2 separate regions of the Mus musculus genome follow, and region 2 is linked to region 1. The links are chromatin loops, found by intact Hi-C in ENCODE. Cell type or tissue: heart. All regions are shown on one strand.

Region 1 (2,500 bases):
ACGTTAGGCCTAGCTTGAGCATATGAGACCTCAAAGCCCACCCCTGAAGTGATCTACTTCCTCCAACAAGGCCACACCTATTCCAACAAGGCCATATTTCCTAATAGTGCCCCTCTCTATGAGCCTATGGGGGTCATTTTCATTAAAATCACCACAATACAATATATTCTGATATGGTTTACTCTCCCCTAACTCCTCCTAGATCCTCCCTACCTCTACCTCCCATCTGAATTCATATTCTTTTTGTCTCTCAGAAAATAAACAGAGATCAAAACTTTGATAAGGGGCTTGCTATGTTTTGGAATAGCATCCCTCATAGATCCATGAGCTAAAGGCTTAGATGACAGCTGACAGCACATTGGGAGGTGGGGCCTATCCAGATTGCTGAAGAGACCATATACTTTGGATACAGGACTTAGAGGCTCTGAACTGGATCTGACCTAAAGGCTTCCTCCCTGAGGTCTGATGCCTATGAACGAAAGCAATGACCAGCATGGCGTGATTTCCCTAAAGGTACAATGGTGGCACACATGCCTTGGCAGGAACCAACAGCTTTGAAATTGTACTTAAAACTTGTTCAGTATACTCATTTGAATGAGAATGCAGCCATGGGTGTATGTTTGAATATATACTTCCTAGTTGGGGGAACTGTTGGGGAAGGATTGTGAGGTGTGGCTTTGTTGAAGTAGATATGGCCTTGTTGGAGGAGGTCGATTACTAAGGGTGGGCTTAAAGGTTTCAAAGATCAACCATCCCCACTAAATAAGATGTAATAAAAAGTGAACTTTAAAATGATATAATTCTGAAAAGGGGGACTTACTAAAGGTCATCCCATCTTAACGATGATGAGTAAAATATGCTTAAGAGATGTGTTCAGGATCACAGATGGGGTTAAACAAATACAGTTTTAAACCTTAGTATTTTCTCTACTTTCACAAAAACCGCCTTGCCTTTATTAAATGAGAATTTGGGTCATATGGCTTTGGAGAAAGTTTTTGGAAAGCTGGCATATATTTCTGCAGTTTTTGCTTATCAATTATGTAACTTTCCTATTGTGGGAGGCAAGAGGCAGTTTAGGCTGCTAACATACCAGCATGTTAGCTGGGGCCTGATGAGGGCGCTCTTACTCAATGCATGGCTTGAAAACTGCTGTTCATTCTAGCTAAGGCCAAAACCTGCTAAAGCAAGTGAGTGTGGGAGTGTACTGCTTCAAACCAACCAGGCTATCTCAGGTCAGGCTCAGTTTACAAACAGGAGCCGTGAAGAGAACCGTAACTTTATCTTTGGTTTGAAGGCACCACTGCGTATGTTTAAAATAGTAAGAAACCTTCCAGAGTTAGCATGACTATGGAGGGGGGATGTGGGATTTGGTGGAGATTTGGTCTATCCAGTGCTGAGGAGCCGACCAGGAGCTAGTGTAACTCCTTTCCCTGTGGCCCTCTCTCCAGAGCTGCCTCTAGCTGCTTGCACATCAGATCGGTGGGGTTGTCTTGAGCATGTGTTCGGTTCTGAGATTAGCTTGTTGAAACTTTTGTTTTCTTGTGCCCAAAATGACTTTTTCTTTTTCTTGACTTGCCGATTGAAAAGTTATCCCTATGTTCTGCTTTTGTATTCAAGCTGCACATGACAGGCTGTTGTGGGTAAGAAGTTCCTGGTTAGTTTCACCTTGCCACATCATACGCAAGCATTGGGTGTGTTCATTTTCTCATCCCTTTGATGCGAGACAGCAGTGATGCTGCCCCTTTCTAACCTGGGAAGGGAGTAAGTTATCTTACCTCCTCTGATTTCAGTCTCCTTACAGAATGGGGCATTAAACCTGCTGTAGGACAGCCATGTGGCATGTGGCCCGACCATCTTTTTCTAGAATGTTCTTTGATACTAAGACTTTGATTAATCCTCTTTGACTTTAATTGTTAAAAAAAGAGGAACTTTTTAAAAAGGTTCTTTTCTTTTCTTTCCTTCCTTCCTTTCTTCCTTCCTCCCTTCCTTCCTCCCTCCCTCCCTCCCTCCCTCCCTCCCTCCCTCCCTCCCTCCCTCCCTCCCTTCCTTCCTTCCCTCCCTCCCTCCCTCCCTCCTTCCCACCTTCCTTACTTTTCTCTTCCTCCTCCTCCTTCTTCTAAAGAGGTTTATCTATTTTATATATGTGAGTACACTGTTGCTGGCTTCAGATACCAGAAGAGGGCATCAGATTGCATTACAGATGGTTGTGAATCACCATGTGGTTGCTGGGAATTGAACTCAGGACTTTTGGAAGAGCAGTCAGTGCTCTTAACCACTATGCCATCTCTCTAGCCCTCCCCCCCCAATGGAACTTTTAGAAAAATTTTTATTTGCTTCCTTCATTGACAAAAACTGTGCATTTATTATTATTTGATAATATTTCATAAATATTCCATAATATTAAATATAGTTGTTCATAAGATCCAACTTTAGTTTTTCTTTTCCTGGGGCTGAGGGAAGCAAGATTCGGAAGAAACATGACTAGAAAGAAGAGTAGCTT
Region 2 (2,500 bases), 690 kb after region 1:
GGGTCTGAAGAAGAAGGAAGTGTTGGAAGGAGATCAGAGAGTGGGGCACACACAGCTGAGGGGGTGGGAGGGACCCAGATGTGGAAACATGAAAGCGGTACTTGCTAGGCAATGACTAATGATATGATAACTGTCTGTAAACACAGAGTGTGTAGGTTGGGAGTGCCAACAAGTATTGCCTCACTCAGCACCAGATACAATCTGAGAAGTAGCAAGGCAGACAGAGACACAGACAGCATCCTGAAATACAGGGGTGGCAGGGATGGGGTGGGGCAGACACTGAAGAGATTTTACAAAGCCTACTTCCTCTCTACGAACAACATCCACCAATCTGTCCACCCACTCACTTATTCCCCACCCCCTTTTATCCCCAATAAACCTCAAGCTACTTACACCCCAGAAAGCCTCTTTTTCTTGCTTTTCTTCATCTAAATGCTTTTCCTGAATCCTCTCCATTGTTTCTCTCCAGCAATGCTGACCTAAGAACTGGTTGCCAAAGCAATAGCATGCTATGGTGTAAGAGCGGACGCTGACTCGAGTCTGGTGCGGGAGGGTGGAGTGAAGGATCCACAACAGCCTTGATGTTGTTCTCAAAGCTACCGTTGATCCTGGAGGCATACCTAATTCAAGAGAGTGGAGACGGTTCTGTACCACTACTGTAAGCAACACCAAACTTGTGACTCTCCTCGTGTCTTCTCTCTGTCTCCAGTGTGACAGAGTCACCCATCTTGTGATCGTCAGCATGTATCTCCAAGTACACTCACTACAGATACTGATAGCACTCCCTCTTCTCCGGAACCCAAAAAGGATCAGATAGGGCTGAGCTGGGAGCTCAGAAGAAGCCTGAAGTAGAGTTCAAGAAGGCTCGGTCAACTGTAGAGCCATGGGGGCTGAAGGCAGGAAAATCACCATATTGATTAGACTGATAATGGAGAAAGAGTGAGTGGCTTCCATGGTGCCAAGAGGTGACTGGACACCCTTCATCCAGTCCCAGAACCCAAAGCATCTTCAAAAAAATAGATTCAGAACTATCGATCCTCTGCCGTCAAAGGGACTTCACCGCCCTCATGTGGTGAACACAGCACCGGCACTGGAGTATCAGATGGGCCTTGTTTTAAGAAGTAGGAAGCGGGAAGCCATTGTATTAGAAGGCAACTGCTCAAGCTAAAGAGCTTCATTTAATTGGAGGGCCACCAGGGTTTGGAACTATTTGGGGCTCTTTCTGCTTTTATGAATTCTCAACTAGTCCTCTACTGATTTCCACTTCTTTCTCTTATAGGCAACGAGAGGGACATCTTTGGTGAAATGCTGCCATCTTGTGGGAATTGTGAGAAGAACCATGGTTTTTACCTGGCAGGTATTGTCGGCTTTTTGAGAAGCCAGGACCTTTGAAGTCAGAATTCATCCTTAGGAAAAACCATGACCGCAGTCCAATTTACCTTTGACATTAATATCTTCCTTTTGTAGAGGAAAGGAATTTGCTCCTTTAGAGTTGTAGCCTGGCCATTTCTGTGTGAATGTATACATTCCTCAGACCAGCAACACATAGGCACACACATGCACACGCGGGCGCGCGCACACACACACACACACACACACACTTCTTGCCAAAGCTTCTTGTACTTCCCCATCCCTTCAAGACGGAAAGGGGTGTCCAGCACACTTGAATTCACACCAAGTGTCTATAAGTGCTGGTCACTTCAACAATGGCGACTCACAGTCTTCCTCTGCTCTCTAGCAGACTACTCAGGTTTTCTCCAGCTTTTCCCATCATTCCATCCTGTTATCCCAACCCACGACTCCAGTAGGCATCCCTAGCAACTCGCCAGTCAAGCCTACAGAGAAGCAAGCAGACCAGAGAAACAGGTGGGTGAGCTTCAGATCTTTTTCTCCTCTCCTCCACATCCATCCTCTAATCTCGTTCCAGGTCCATAAGAGACTAGCTGTTGTGGCCTCTCCTCACTCTCTGCCCCCATTCCCAGAGGAATAAACAGATCCTAGCAGACAACACTGCTTTTTTTCCCTACTGCGGACCATCTCATATCCTGCCTCCTAGTCCATCCGAATTCCTCAGCATCAGATCCCAATACGTAGAAACACATTTTACCCAGAAACCCTAGTGGTCACTCCTGGCAGCAACCCAGAAGAATTAACTACTAGATATTACACAACTAGTAGACCCTCCTAAAAACCAGAGAGGGCAACAGAAACCAATGAATGAAACACCTATCCAACAACATAAAAGCAGATTTAAACATCTAGAATTACAATCTTCCCAAACCCTAGGTGACAGCATAAAAAACACAGTAAATAACAACTGGGACAATATGACTCCAGTAGAGTCCAAAAACCTAGGCATCCTTCTTCCAGAAGAACCCAAAAAGCATCTTGAACCGAATGGATTCAGAGCCATCGGCTTTCTGGAAGAAGTATTCCAAGCAAACAGACTTAAGAAGCAAGCTTGTGTGGCCATTGTAGTATCTAACAAAATAGCCTTCAA

The links. A loop is a pair of places that touch in the nucleus more often than their neighbours do. Peaks named below come from ENCODE experiments on the same cell type or tissue, not always from the same donor. Only the 100,000 strongest peaks of a DNase experiment are listed, where the experiment ranks them.
Region 2: it touches region 1 in a loop (9-fold over the local background); 37 of 42 quality-filtered maps call a loop at or near these places.

What each region holds. Positions count from the first base shown.
Region 1 is chr5:99,890,882-99,893,381 of GRCm38, reverse strand. No RefSeq gene overlaps it. Among named protein-coding and RNA genes, the nearest start is that of Vamp9, 14 kb to the left of the region's middle. In heart, a CTCF peak has its summit at 1,108 (motif pointing right); no DNase peak of the experiment used is centred here; H3K27ac peaks cover 328 bases.
Region 2 is chr5:99,201,323-99,203,822 of GRCm38, reverse strand. No RefSeq gene overlaps it. Among named protein-coding and RNA genes, the nearest start is that of Rasgef1b, 50 kb to the left of the region's middle. In heart, CTCF peaks have their summits at 1,085 (motif pointing left) and 1,289 (motif pointing left); a DNase peak (open chromatin) is centred at 1,172; H3K4me3 peaks cover 256 bases.